Linked DNA regions of Homo sapiens: region 1 is linked to region 2. The links are chromatin loops, found by intact Hi-C in ENCODE. Cell type or tissue: heart left ventricle. All regions are shown on one strand.

Region 1 (8,000 bases), 620 kb before region 2:
TATGAAGAGTTCAGTTTAGATTGTGTTAAATTTGAGATGTCTATTAGACATCTAAGGATCATAATATAACATTTATTCCAGAGCTAAAGCTATAAAAATTTTCATACATTTATAATTTTTAAGCATCCTCAAATGATTGCCTGTGCAGTTATAGAAACACCTAGTTCTTTAAAATTAACCTTATTTTTATGTTAGCTTAAATGTTAACATACTCTTTTCTCAAACAAACAGGAATTATATCAACTGACTGTAAAGTGTTGTACAAAAGAATAGGCAAAGGTAGAATTTGATCCACATTTTGCATGTTAATCACACAACTGAGAAACTTTTGCATTTAAAAATGATAAACACATTCTTCACTTTATCCACATGTACATGAGAAATAAAATTTGACTCAATTCTAATTTTTAAAATTCATGAACTTATATCTGGTGCTCAGTCATGCAGGACTGTAATTTGCTACTCTTATGTTCTCTTTACTTTTTTTTAAGTTCAGCTTCTTTGACTCTCTGGTGTCAGAACAAATGTGTCCAGAGTCTTCCAAAAGCATGTATGTCATCTCTTTTTGTTTCACAGAGTCCTAGACAAGTCAAGATCTAAGCCCGGGGCAGTCAGAACACAGGTTGTGTGTAAGTGGGTCATGGTAATCGTCATTTCTGTGGATCAGAGACAAATGCAAAGCAGAAATCCAGTTATGTGCATTTTTTTTTGTTTTTTTTATTATTATACTTTAAGTTTTAGGGTACATGTGCACAATGTGCAGGTTAGTTACATATGTATACATGTGCCATGCTGGTGCGCTGCACCCACTAACTCATCATCTAGCATTAGGTATATCTCCCAATGCTATCCCTCCCCCCTTCCCCCACCCCACAACAGTCCCCAGAATGTGATGTTCCCCTTCCTGTGTCATGTGTTCTTATTGTTCAATTCCCACCTATGAGTGAGAATATGCGGTGTTTGGTTTTCTGTTCTTGCGATAGTTTACTGAGAAGGATGATTTCCAATTTCATCCATGTCCCTACAAAGGACATGAACTCATCATTTTTATGGCTGTATAGTATTCCATGGTGTATATGTGCCACATTTTCTTAATCCAGTCTATCGTTGTTGGACATTTGGGTTGGTTCCAAGTCTTTGCTATTGTGAATAGTGCCGCAATAAACATACGTGTGCATGTGTCTTTATAGCAGCATGATTTATAGTCCTTTGGGTATATACCCAGTAATGGGATGGCTGGGTCAAACGGTATTTCTAGTTCTAGATCCCTGAGGAATCGCCACACTGACTTCCACAATGGTTGAACTAGTTTACAGTCCCACCAACAGTGTAAAAGTGTTCCTATTTCTCCACATCCTCTCCAGCACCTGTTGTTTCCTGACTTTTTAATGATTGCCATTCTAACTGGTGTGAGATGATATCTCATTGTGGTTTTGATTTGCATTGCTCTGATGGCCAGTGATGGTGAGCATTTTTTCATGTGTTTTTTGGCTGCATAAATGTCTTCTTTTGAGAAGTGTCTGTTCATGTCCTTCGCCCACTTTTTGATGGGGTTGTTTGCTTTTTTCTTGTAAATTTGTTTGAGTTCATTGTAGATTCTGGATATTAGCCCTTTGTCAGATGAGTAGGTTGCAAAAATTTTCTCCCATTTTGTGGGTTGCCTGTTCACTCTGATGGTATTTTCTTTTGCTGTGCAGAAGCTCTTTAGTTTAATTAGATCCCATTTGTCAATTTTGGCTTTTGTTGCCATTGCTTTTGGTGTTTTAGACATGAAGTCCTTGCCCGTGCCTATGTCCTCAGTGGTAATGCCTAAGTTTTCTTCTAGGGTTTTTATGGTTTTAGGTCTAACGTTTAAGTCTTTAATCCATCTTGAATTGATTTTTGTATAAGGTGTAAGGAAGGGATCCAGTTTCAGCTTTCTACATATGGCTAGCCAGTTTTCCCAGCACCATTTATTAAATAGGGAATCCTTTCCCCATTGCTTGTTTTTGTCAGGTTTGTCAAAGATCAGATAGTTGTAGATATGCGGTGTTATTTCTGAGGGCTCTGTTCTGTTCCATTGATCTATATCTCTGTTTTGGTACCAGTACCATGCTGTTTTGGTTACTGTAGTCTTGTAGTACAGTTTGAAGTCAGGTAGTGTGATGCCTCCAGCTTTGTTCTTTTGGCTTAGGATTGACTTGGTGATGCGGGCTCTTTTTTGGTTCCATATGAACTTTAAAGTAGTTTTTTCCAATTCTGTGAAGAAAGTCATTGGTAGCTTGATGGGGACGGCATTGAATCTGTAAATTACCTTGGGCAGTATGGCCATTTTCACGATATTGATTCTTCCTTCTCATGAGCGTGGAATGTTCTTCCATTTGTTTGTATCCTCTTTTATTTCCTTGAGCAGTGGTTTGTAGTTCTCCTTGAAGAGGTCCTTCACATCCCTTGTAAGTTGGATTCCTAGGTATTTTATTCTCTTTGAAGCAGTTGTGAATGGGATTTCACTCATGATTTGGCTCTCTGTTTGTCTGTGGTTGGTGTATAAGAATGCTTGTGATTTTTGTACATTGATTTTGTATCCTGAGACTTTGCTGAAGTTGCTTATCAGCTTAAGGAGATTTTGGGCTGAGACAATGGGGTTTTCTAGATATACAATCATGTCATCTGCAAACAGGGACAATTTGACTTCCTCTTTTCCTAATTGAATACCCTTTATTTCCTTCTCCTGCCTAATTGCCCTGGCCAGAACTTCCAACACTATGTTGAATAGGAGTGGTGAGAGAGCATGCTGTTATTCTGTGGTTGAACTGGTTTAACTTGGGCATTTTACTGTGTCTATCATTGTTTCAATAGCCTTTAGGTAAACAATAAGAAGACCTTGGATTCAACTAGCAGGATAAATTATTGGATGACAAAAAAGATAAAAAAAGAAATGAGGGAAAGATGCAGTTTAGGATAATGATAGAATATACATGTTCCTTGACTTATGATGGGGTTATGTCCCACTAAACCCATCATAAGTTGAAAAAAAATTAAGTTGAAAATGCAGCCTAGCCTGCCTTTAACGTGTTTAAATTACATTCGCCTACAGTTGGGCAAAATCATCTAACACAAAGCCTATTTTATACTAAAGTGTTGAATATCTCATGTAATTTATTAAATACTGAAAGTGAAAATTAGAATAGTTGTATGGGTACTCAAAGTATGGTTTCTGCTATATATGTATTACTTTTACACCATTGTAAAGTTAAAATATAGTAAGGCAAACCATAGTAAGCCTGGGACCATTTTTATTTTTTTAAAAAAAGAAGAAAGAAAGAAAGGAAAGAACAAACAAGGCACTCCCCAAAATTCAGCCTTGTGTTTATTATATTTTACACAGTTTTCTGTACCTCCCATTTTGTAGTTTTCAGACTTGAACTGGGCTGACTGTGATTTCAGTCCGCCATTCCCTATTCACCTTGCTTTTTACCTATTATCCTTCTGAGAGCTTTGAAACAGGTAGGCATGTCTTTTAATGTAAACACGATAGTTTGATCTAAGTAAAAAAACCAGAGTGAGTAACTGGTTACACAGTTAACAAGGTGCTCCGTTTTCACCTCAAGATCATCACGGATTCCTTCTCAATACCACCTTAGAAAGAAACAAATTCCCTCTAATCAGCTAGAACCACTATAAATTCTCAGTCTTATGCTTGGCCTGCTTTATAAGTGAACACAGTGTTTGCATAGGAAAGGCTACAGACTGGTATTTTTTAATTAAATTATCCAGATAATTATGCAATTCTTCATATCATTCCACTAATATACACATAGACTGTGCTAGAGGCTTGCTGACAGTGCTAACTACGATCCCCAATGGTGCAACCACTGAGCTTTCCTATGTTCTTTTTTAGTCTCTAGTTTTAAAAGTAAGCAAGAGGCGAAAAAAAAACCTAGAATGAAGGAGGAAAGATGAGTGATTTGATCATCACAAACCCCAGAGCCCCGTTAAAAAGTATTTGTACTTTAAAAAATCTTTTTTGCCGAAAGCTTTTTCAGGAGAAATAAATTATACTGACTATATAAATAAAAGCAGAAAGAGCAAAGACGAACATGAACATATATTACCAATGCCATTCATCAAATATAGCTGATACTTCAATCTAATCCAGCAAATGAAAACACAGAAGTTTATAGAGTTATAGGAAGTAAGTAAGCAATTTAAACATACCAGGGTGCAGGGTCATCTAACAACACAACTAGGAAGATGTTCCCTTTTTCTTTTCTCTTTTTCTCTCTTTCATCCTTTCGAGCCTCTCAAATACTGATTTATAATCCATTTTTCTCACAGGATGAGGTGATCTTTAAATCATATAATTGATAGTAGCAGTCCAAATGTTCTTAACAAGTCCACCTTCCTCTAATGTCATAAAATAAAAGGACATTTCATCCTATCATTAGGGTGCCAGGTTTCTCTTTCCATAATAAAGTAATACATTTCTTAACTAATTAGTTCATTAATTTTAAATGTGATTCCCAGTAAAAACTCTTTGAGATAGTTAATCTTTCCTAAAAGTGTGTGAGGTTGTAAAAAACAGTTCTTAGAGCACTGTCACCACCAATCATGAACAGTCGGAATGGGTGAGGAAATACAGAGCTGCAAAGACACATCTCATTTGTTTCTGAAAGCAAACCTCCAAGGCTGCTTTATAACCAGAAATCATATCCACATCATGCAGATGCTGTGGTAAACTTTACGATTCCAATTAGGAATGGACAGTTTTCAATGCACTGCTCAAACACTTTGCTAGTCTATATGTAAATACTTCACTAAAACCACTGAACGGTGATGGAGTTCAATATTAATATCACAAATTAAAGATGACATCTGAATGCCTACTATCCAGAAGAGCGATCAGAGCTCATGGCAAGGCAATAATCAGTGGCTTAAGCAACTTTCAAGCACCATGGGGGGAAAACCAAATGGGATAGAGCTTGGAAATTGCACTGGTGCATGAAGAACATACCATATTAAAGAGCAACTGCTGATTGACCTGGTGATGAAGTGGAGGATATGACCATATGCTTCTATAAAGGACATTTGGAAAAGGCTTCGAGATTATCCCCTGAGAGCTCATGACTATTACCTGGTGTATTCCCATTAACTGACAATGTAAACTTTATCTGTAACAGTGAAATAAGCTGTCAAAATAACCGCCTGTCCTCCTGGGAGGAAAAAATTACCTGAATAATTATCATGCCAAGCATATTCTCCAGGCAGAACTATCAAAGAGTTATGCTGGCTGGATTCCCCTTACATATTGTACTCATTGCCTTGGAAAGAGGAATGGTTTCCACTTCTTTACTTGGATCATTTGGATGGGGAACATAGGTGTGTTACAGTGGGAATAAGAATACAAAGTTATAGAAGAGGTGAAAGGTGAATCAATAGAATCAATAAAGAGTTTATAATGTCAGTACAGTGCCCTTTGCCTTATGCTAAGAATACTGTTCTGGGCCTGCATCCTTTAGTAAACCATGTTTTTACTTACAGAAACCAATAATAAAGAGTGTGTAAAGAAGATAGCCCCAGACATGATGTCCAAATCCAAGAATCTCTATGAGGAAAGCTATGCAGTTCCTAAGACACTGCACCATCATTTCTTACTGCATGTTGGGAAAATGACAGGAGTGAAGATGAGCATAGATGTGAATAAATGTTATTTCCCTGTGGCCCTACGTGCAATGGTCAGAAGTGCAGACTCTGGAGTCTGGTGGCAGGAGTTCAAATCCCTGCTCTGCTATTTGCCAACTGTGTGGCCTTGGTTATTTATCTGTGCTTTGGCTTCCTGTGTCAAATGTGGCTACCCCACAGGTCAGGGCGTGGTATACATTCTATGGATACTGCCTCTTATTTTTGTCTTCCTGGCCCTAGAACAGTTTAGGGACATGTTTAGGGAGCAAATTTAGAGTTTGACAATTGTCCTGGCCCCAATTCATCCCTTTGCTCTCTTTGGTTCAAAAAGTGAGAAGGGGGATTTTGAGTTGTTGTCATAACTCCCTTTGTCTGTGTCTGTCCTGGCTTCACTGAAGAAACCACAACCTGGGCTGCTTCCCCTGCTGAACCTGGGCCCAACAGGGATGTCACTCCCCAGGTCCCTTCTCCACCTGAGGAAGAGCCCTGGGCCATAGGCTGGGGTCACAGCAACTCTTGCCCCCACTGCCTTTCTTTGTACTGTCTTCCCACATGTTGTTCTACTCTAGGTCCCAGGAGATAGATCAAGCACCATGAGGAAAATGGAGCCATCCCACTCTGGACACCTGTCTCCGACATCCCCCATAACTATGTAAAGCACCAGACCTCTGATGCCAGATGGCACCATCTCCCCTGATTTCCCAGGACCAACTCCTAAGTAAACAATTTGCACTTAGGATCCTCATCTTGGGTTCTGCTTCTGGAGAAAACCAAACTAAGATATTCAGTGGTCGTTTTTTTCTGGTGGCGTCCCTAGGGCTTGAAATAGGTCAGGGAACTGCAGTAGTTACATTGCTTTGGATGTTAGAGACACAGCGTCAGCAGCAGCAACCAGGCAGACACCTGCGAGCAGGTGAACAAAGGGAGAAATGTTCATAAACATTTGCATGTCATGCTAATCCTTCTTTTATTTATGGCCTTCTCTTTTCCTGAATATTCTTTTTCTTTCAAGAGGCTTTAAAATAGGAATTTTAGAAGAAAAGAAACAGGATACAGAAACAGGTCCAAAGAGAGCACTTCTTCCTCCTCTAATTGCTGTGAGTGTAGAGACAGACTGTGAAGAGCAGGTGCCACATTAGGTTGAGATTTTCTCACCTGCACTTTTTCCAGGAGGCTGACACAAATGGAAGGATGTGACATGAGGGCAAACTCTCTGGAACAATCATCTCCCGCAACTGTATAGGCCATAATAGCTTTAATAGAGAAAGCAAACAATAATAAAGGCATGCTACCTTGCCTCTGTGAGATCAAACAACGCTCAGGTTGATGGAGGGGACACTTTTATGTCTCCTGAAAAGTCCATATTTCTGGATATCAGTGAACTACCAAGACTTTTCCTAAGGGAAGGTTAAAAAAATAATTGTAGTTTGGGCATCTGTTTCAAAAGGAGAACAAACTGTTATTTAAGTTCTATGAGAGAACAACAGAGACACTGACTATAGACAGTGTCTCTGACCCATCGTGTGACAGAAGAAAAATAAAGCGGAGGCTGCCCATTAATACCCTGCCCTGAAGTCAGGAGTTGTTGGAGTGGGTAGGACAGGCAGGAGGTATTATTATTTTTTAATGGCTACTTCAATGGAGATGTGCACGCTAACGTTGTTCTTGGAGAGAAAGCTTTTATTCTGTGAGATACTTGTCACGCTCCAATTAAAAACAGAATTTATTGTTAAGGGGTAGGAGAATATCGGTTTCTTTCCACCTGTATTTTGTCTATTGTTGAAAATCTTACATAAGGAAAAGTTTGAGGCTGAGAAGAGCTTTTTTTTTTTTTTAAGTCCAAAGTAGGGAACATTGCCACTTTAAAAAATATCATTTCTGAAAGAAAGCAGAGGTGTCAGAGACAAAGAGAAAAGGAGGGAGATGTGTCAGTCAGTCAATAGTATTTATTGAACACTCACTGTGTGGGGAGAACACAAAGGGCATAATACACTTGGTACTCATTTGCCAGGAGCTAGTAAGCTACAGAAAGGACCAGCATTAACACAAGTAAACACTTTTAAAGCAGACACATAAGAAACCACATGACTAATTGTAACTTTTAAGAAGTGTGTGTGTGTGTGTGTGTGTGTGTGTGTGTGTGTGTGTGTGTGTTTAAAGGGAGCCTGAAAGTAAGAAATAGCCATGGTAATGAAATCAGAAAATAAACGCCACCAAACGTAGGAGAAATGATATGAGAATACAAATTATCCTGTAGCACTTTTGTCTTTCAGTTGACTCTTCTCTGAGTGTAAATCAGGAGTGGAAACATAACACAGGATACCTTTCTTGTCATTGGA
Region 2 (8,000 bases):
GATAAACAGATGCCATGGTTGGTTTCAGTCTGTTAGTATGAAGAGCATGAAAGTGTGGTTTGAGAATGTGTTATTTGAAGTAGTAGTAGGGCATATGTAGGAATGTTTAGGGAGGCCATGGTGGATACGGTATTGGAGCTCTGTTGTCAGGGCTGGAAATGCAGATTTGAGTCTTCTTCCTAGAGGAAATAGTTGAAGCTGTGAGATCGTGATGGAGAGAAGGTAGAAAGGGCAGAAAAGAGGGCCAAAGATGTAACTGTGAGAAATGGCCACGTTGAGGTTATGATTGTTTGGTAGAGGTTGGGAAGGTAGCACAAATTACCAAAGAAGGTTTAAAATGAATCATCGAAAAGTAGAAGAGTAAGCACAGTCAAGGGCAATATCATGATAGAGCATGTTAACCAGGAGTCTGAGGACTTAGTTCTGTCTCTGGCTCTGCCTGAAAGTTATGTCTGCTTTCTCAATTTTATGTCAAACAAGGTAAATATACTAAATATACCCATATTACCTATCTCACAGGGCTGTTATAAGAATCACATGAGTGGATATATGGGGAAAGTGTTTGCAAGCTATAGAATAGCCATATATAAAGGTAATATGATCATATCGATATTATGCCATAATAATGTTCAAAGTCACAAATAACATTCTACATTGACTTCTAACACCAGCTAGTTGAAGTTAAGCCAGATTTCACAGGTCACAGTCCTCTAAAAGATTGCCTTCACTTCAGTACCAGCTGCAAATTTGAGGTCCCTAGGTTACCCTCACTTTTGATCACTTGGCTACAAATTCAGTGCTTCCTACTACCCTCTCAAATTCAATAATTTGCTAGAATGACAGAATTCAGGAAAGTACTATACTTCCTGTTACAGCTTTATTATAGCAAAAGAATACAAATCAGAAACAGCCAAAGGAGAGACACCTGAAGCCCCTATTGTCCTTAGGGACGCATCAGCCTCCCTGCACATTGATGTGTAAGGATGCACAGAGGATTACCAACCAGAAAACTCACCTGAACATCAGTGTCTTGAGTTTGCACTGCGGCTTTGTTACTTAGGCACAATTAGTTGAATCATCAGCCACATGATTGAGCTCAAGCTCCCGTACCCATCTCTCACTCAGAAATCAGGCTGATAATCATTTGGCTCAAAACCCCAACCCTCTAATCACATGATTGGTCTTTCTGGCTTGGTTAACCCCCATCCTGAGTCATTCATTACTATAAACTATCTAGGGGCCCACCATGAGTTACCTCATTAGCAAAAACTATCAGTTTAGGGTTTCAAACTATTCATCTGAGGGGCCCAACATGAATACAAAATTCCAAGGCTTTAGAGGCCACCTCCCAGGGACTGGGACAAAGACCAGATGAATTCTTTATTACACACATTCCAAAATGTTGCAAATGTGAGAGAAAAAAGAGGCATGAGTAAATGCAATTGAGTTTAGGAATTTCGATGCTTTGGGTAATATTGTAAGGAGCAATTTCAATAGAGAGGTATGGATGAAAGCCAAATTAGAATTGCTAAGAATTGAGGGGAGAGATGAAAAAGAGGAAAGCAGATATGGAAAAGAGTATCCAACTCAGGTAGCATATTACAAATCAGGAAGATAAGCAGTCAAACAGAAGAGTTTACGTTACTGTTCTCTTTAGAGGCTGAACCTATCCTGGTTGTTGTGTGCACAGAGCCTGCGTCATCTTGAGCTTCCTTGTAGCCCTACACTCAATTAGAAAAACTCAGCATAGGAAACTGTGAAATGGCAGTACTGTCTTTGAATTTTATTTAAAGGATAGTGATACAGAACAAGAATGAATAGAAGTTTATATAATAGTTTCTGCAAATAAAGTTCTTCATCAGTTGTTTCCTCTATTCAAAGATATCATTATATTCTGCTTTGCATACTGTGTTTAGATAGGGGGAGTATTGTTTTGTTTAGTTGTTTGTTTTTACATAATTTGTTTTAATAAGAGTTTCTGGCACCCCTAAAAGATTTTAACTATATGCAAAATGACCTTTTGCTCTTTGAATTATTTTTATATATTTTCAATACATAAGATAAACAGCGAAATGAAACCAAAGGAAGACAATTATTAATAGCATCAGTAAATCAGCAATAAGGAAAACCACAGGGATATGGGCTGCTGGCGGCCACCACTAACTTCCGTTATTGCATAGATTAAAAACATATATTTGTCACACACTTTACTATCATGTAGACCCAGTGGTGCTTTAAAATTATATTTATGAGTGATTCTTTTTCTTTCACCAAAGTAAAGCCATTGCTGGGGTGAAACAAAACAGCTACTTAGTAGGTCAAAGTAATAGTTAAAAACAAAAGGTAAAGAATTGCGAGGAGAGACCAAATTTCAGGAACACTGAATAGATGGAGTCAATTTAGGACACCAGAGTTCTACATTCTTCCTCCTGTCAAGGCTGCCACAACTCACCATTGACCACAAAAGACAGGAGCTCAATTTTATACTTCATCTGAGAGTTGGCACTCCTAAGAAGCCAGTGCCCATTAGAACCACAATGTGAGGGGGGATCAATACTAACTTCAAAGGAATAATGCCTCTTTCTGAACCATAACTGATACTTCCTGCAGCAGAGAAGTCTTCCCCAAGGGCCGTCCGCCAGGGCCTTAGTTAGCCTTGCCTTCTTAGCTCAAGAAGCATAACAACTGTTGGCTGAAATATTTCCTCATTTAGATGCCAAGTTGCATATATTCACATATATATACATAATTCTTTTGTCAGCAACTTTCCCAGTTTCCTGTGTCTTTTGTGTTTCTCAAGAAACAGTGGAAATATTAGCACAGGATGAATGAGTTTTTTTAAGCTTTCTTTGTCATCCAAATCTATACTCTGCCAAAGATCATGTGGGACCCAACACTAGATGTAGTTTAAGGCCTTTATTCTCATTTTTAAGTCCAGTGGGTATCAGTATTTAAGAGGCATTCAGCTCTCCAACAACGTTCAACTTTTAGTTCAGTTTCAAAGAAAAAGCTGTGGTGGGTCTCTAGATTCAATTCTTATAGTAAGAATCCTATGAAGAATTAAATTGAAATGAGTAAGTATTCCTATCTTAAAGGAAAATAGCATGTATTCTCATCGTGTTTATTTCCACAGAAACACAAATACAAGATGTGTGGATTGCATTTTCTTACTGAATTGGTACTAAGAATAGCAGCTGGTTCTTTGCCTATCAGTACTACAATCAACAGTGGCCCTGAATATTGGCAGTAGTCCTAGATATATTGCACATAGAGATCAATTGTAATATCTTAAACAGAAAAAAAAGGCCTAGGATTCAATTTGTAAAATAATAAAACAAACTCCTCACCTTGAAGAATTAATCATCCCTCTTTGCCTTAATATTTTTAGTTTCCATTTAAAAGTGTGTATGGTGAAGAGTTGAGTTGAGAAATAGAAACGCTTGTCTTTTTATTGATACCCCAGCCTTACCTTTCATTGAGTCCATATGTCCTAGGTATCATCTTGCATTTGTAACTGTCTAACTTCATATGAAAAGAATTGGCCTACCTGCCTCAAATTACAATTTATTTATGCCTCTGAGCACCTGGTAGAGTATAGAGTTTTCTCCAACTTACAAGGTTGTGGGATCACTCTGTTGTTTGAAAGTCAACCATTTAGAAACTAAGTGCATGTTTTTGCATGGAATTTAGGTCTCCAGCCCACACAAAGCCACCAATAACAAACTTTAAAATAATGGTGATAACAAAAGACACCTGGCCTTGACACATTATAATAAGATTTCTATATAAGAGTGAACTTCTGGGGTCAGCAGGCACAGTGGCTCACACCTGTAATCCCAGCACTTTGTGACGCTGAGGCGGGTAGATAGCTTATCCCCAGCCTGGCTTTGTTGCCAGGCTTTAAAAAAGTGAACTTCCGGCCGGGTGCAGTAGCTCACACCTGAAATCCCAGCACTTTTGGGAGGCCAAGGCGGGCGGATCACGAGGTCAGGAGATCGAGACCATCCTGGCTAACACAGTGAAACCCCGTCTTTACTAAAAATGCAAAAAAATTAGCCGGGCGTGGTGGCGGGCGCCTGTAGTCCCAGCTACTCGGGAGGCTGAGGGAAGACAATGGCGTGAACCCGGGAGGTGGAGCTTGCAGTGAGCCGAGATCCCGCCACTGCACTCCAGCCTGGGCGACAGAGCAAGACTGTCTCAAAAAAAAAAAAAAAAAAAGTGAACTTCCAGCTTGAGCACTTCCTCTACCTGCACTATCTCTAATTATAGTGGGATAGGCAACTCCTCCTGTCCAGCTTCATTTATCTGCTTTGCAGTTTAAGATCTGACTTGCTCATTTCTACAGTTTTGGTCTCCCATGTCTGGAGACAAACCAAAAAGAAGGTGAGGACCAGAATGGGGGCTGTTGGGGTGCTGAGAGCTAATGTGAGGGCTGGGAATGAAGAGTTGTTATCTAGGAATTTCTAAGAAAGCTATAAACATCTTTTAAAAAACTCTTGTGCACTTTTCTTTTTTATTTCTTCAGTGGTCTCAGGAATGGCCTCTTTCCTTTTTACACTGTCTTGTCTGTTACTTCTCATGAAAGATTCCTCACCTGAAACCACAGAGGAGATAAATACCATCTTAGTTTTTCTCTTATCATTTTGTCCCTAAAGCAAGCCCACAGCTATTTTGAGTTTTCTCAAAAGGATAGAAATGCTTTTGCCTGCCTTGGCCCATCCATTATTATTTACCTTTGTCTCCAAAGAAGTTCAAAGACCAAACGCTAAAAGAAAAACCCAGGAAATGCTAGGCATTTCATCCTTGGATCTGGTATAGATCAAGGAGTACTAAGACATTCAAAATAGATATGCAATCCTTGTTTTTGGCAGCATGCATGTTCATTAGCGACCTTGACAAGAACTGTTTCAGAAGAGTAAAGGGTCAAAAGCATGATTGGAGTGGGTTCAAGAGAAAAATAGGGAGCGAGGAATTAAGAGAGTAAGTATGGGCAATTCTTTCAAGGTATTTTACTATAAAGGGAGCCAAGAATTTAGATAGCTGGAGCAGGATGTGGAGACAAACAGAGATTCCCCCCACCTCATAAATTTATGATTATTAGAGCCTCTCTGCTGAGGGGAATGAGCACCTGGAGAAAGAAACCTTTACAATGCAGCAGAGAGAGGGCAAAGCAGCCAGAGGGATGTCCTTGAATAGACAAGCAAAAGTCACATCCAAGCAAAAGTCACATCCGTCACTCACCTTGAGGGCTGTCCTCAGAGGGGAGCTCGGAAGGTTGATTCATCCTAACAGGAGGGGCGGATGTATGTGTGTGCAGTAGGCAGATAATAGGTGTTGGGGAAGGGGTGAGGCACGTGCAGGAGCTCTCTTCTGATCACCTCTATGAGTGAGTTAAATGAGAGGGAGGACATATTGGAAGTTTCAAAGAGTGGAGAAGGTGTGGAGCAGTTGTCTGGGAGAATGGAAGAGTGAATGGACTAGGGAATTGTAGTGGGTTAAAGGTCATGCTTTTGAAGTTCATAGTCATGAATCTAAGTGAGACCAGGAAAGAAATGGAGGATATGTGTGACCTTGGATATACTGTGTTAAGGTAGTTTACATAGGTGTACTATCTGCTTTACAAAGCTGTTGCGAGAATTCAGTGTGTTAGAAGGCATTTTGAAGTATAAGTGCAGGACACCATTATTATGAAACTTAGCTTTGAATTACTTAGCACTTTCCTTTGGCAAAAGGGTTTTCAGATTTCTTGAAGACAGCCTCAGTATCTCTAGAGACAGCATTTGGCGTCTACCACCGATTTACTCAGTAACTAAGTCTAAGCAAATGACTTAACCTCCTTTTGCTTTTACCCCTCAATCTATATGCTGAGGGTGGTAATGTTTGAAGTGCAACAAAATACAGGCTATTCATAAGATGGTATGTATGTATGTGTTTTGTGTGTGTGTGTGTGTGTGTGTATACATACATATATATATATGTGTATATATATAGTTTTAATAATTTGCCTACCAAGTTCATTATTTCTCTGAAGGAAAACCACTGACTAAAAATTCTGATTAGAAACTTTCCTTCTTGGTTTCGTTCAAGAAAGAAATTAATGTCATTAGTATTCAAACTAAAGTTTATCTTGTGTCACAGAGTATGGAAATAATTTCTTTACCCAACACATATTTATTGAGCACCTACTTTGCACCAAGGACGGTCTAGGCACTAAAGCTATAGCAATATTTAAAACAATGTCCCTACTTTCTTGGAGTGCATACATGGACACGCGCACACACGCACACACACATTTCATATTCTATACCCATATTTTGGCTAATTTAATCTCTTCTTTGCCATTAGACTTTTAACTAGAGTTGTCCAATAGCAGAATAAACTGGTTTGTTGGAGATACCATCATGATGTAGTGGTTTGCAGGAAATCAAATAAGCAAAGATAGGAACATTTTGGGGAAGGAGCAGTAAGCTGGCCAACATTCTACATTTAGCTGCAAATGCAGTTTTCAAGCATTCTTTGGGACAGAGGTGTGGGAGCTAGAAAAGAAAAGGATGTGGTCATAGGAACTGCAGGAATACCACATCTACCGTGCTCTTTCCGGCAAACACAATATGTACATTATAAGCTACAGAGCATACACTCCTTTAAGAGAAAATCACTGCTCTATTAGATTTTGATTTTTGAGTAACAGTTGCCCACCTGATATAGAAGGTGAAAGACAAAGTGTATTTATTTTCTTCCAGCAGCTAAAAGGTGATCATACTTCTAAAATTTGTTGAGATTGTCCAAGAAAGTGTGTAAAATCCTCATCCATCACTGGAAGCCTCTGGTCAGAAAATGACAGTGCAGTAAATATCTTCAGCAGCCACCTTTTAATGTACAAGCTGTTTTCAGTTGGAATTTTCAGCACTCACATAAAACACACTGTCATGAGTGACTGCTTGTGCTCCAAAGTCATTACTATTGGGACAATGGAACATCTCTCAGAGAATAACCAAAAAACTTTAAATGTCATGTCAGGTTTGTTGAAGCCATTTTCAAGCCCCATTCAAGGTTACATGAATATTGAGGGTGTCTGTTTTTTAAAAGTCATCATTACCATCACTTACCAATAAAAGAATGTATGTGTGTATGTATATATGTACATGCATGTATGTATAGATGTGTATATACTTGACAATTACATATAACATTCTGGTTTGCTAGGAAGTTTTAATTATTTGCTTGCCAAGTTCATTGTTTCTTTAAAGGAAAATAATCGACTTTTTAAATTCTTATTAGAAACTTTCCTTCTTGATTTCATTCAAAAAGGAAATTAATCTCATTATTATTCAAGCTAATGTTTAATCTTGTGTCACAGAGTGTGGAAATTATTTATTTATCCAACAAATATTTATTGAGGACCTACTTTGCACCAGGGCCATTTTAGGCCCTGAAGTTACAGCAGTATTTAAAATAATGTCCCTACTGTCTTGGAGCACACATTCTAGTAAGACAGACAATGGACAAGTGAGCAAATATATTGTGTGTCCAGCCATCATGTGCCCTGTGAAGGAAAACATGACGGGGAAGGATAGAGCAGTGCAAAGGGCAAATGCTATTTTAGATGGGTGGCTAGGGAAGGCCTCTCTTTTTAGGTGGTGTTTGAACAGAGACCTGAAAGAAATATGGGACCAGGCCCTGATAATAACCACGTGACAGGCATGTCAGGCATAAAGGAAGAAGGAAATGGGCATTAGTGCTAATGAAACGGTTGGCTGTTATATTTTAGTTTATTCTTAAACCCCTGTGTGATTATTTTAAACCTGTCTTACTCTGTTGACTGTTTCTTTGTTTAGTCTATCTAAGAAGACTACTTATTTATTGAGAATAATTATTTTAAATGTGTTTCATAACGTGCACAGTCCTTGGTTATCATGGTGATAAGTTTTATGTTTCTTTTTTCCTTACTGTAGAAAATCAGAAAGTGCAGTTGACAGAAGGGTCACGTTCACACTACA

Evidence for each region. A loop is a pair of places that touch in the nucleus more often than their neighbours do. Peaks named below come from ENCODE experiments on the same cell type or tissue, not always from the same donor. Only the 100,000 strongest peaks of a DNase experiment are listed, where the experiment ranks them.
Region 1: a loop joins it to region 2, with 6 times the contacts of the local background. A loop is called at or near these places in 1 of 110 quality-filtered maps.

What each region holds. Positions count from the first base shown.
Region 1 is chr13:60,288,811-60,296,810 of GRCh38, reverse strand. No RefSeq gene overlaps it. Among named protein-coding and RNA genes, the nearest start is that of LINC00434, 25 kb to the right of the region's middle. In heart left ventricle, no CTCF peak of the experiment used is centred here; no DNase peak of the experiment used is centred here.
Region 2 is chr13:59,666,802-59,674,801 of GRCh38, reverse strand. DIAPH3 (diaphanous related formin 3) reads left to right here. Exons shown (of 28, transcript NM_001042517.2): 28 at 7,956-8,000. Among named protein-coding and RNA genes, the nearest start is that of DIAPH3-AS1, 340 kb to the left of the region's middle. RefSeq lists an enhancer at 981-1,482. In heart left ventricle, no CTCF peak of the experiment used is centred here; a DNase peak (open chromatin) is centred at 3,970; H3K27ac peaks cover 1,200 bases.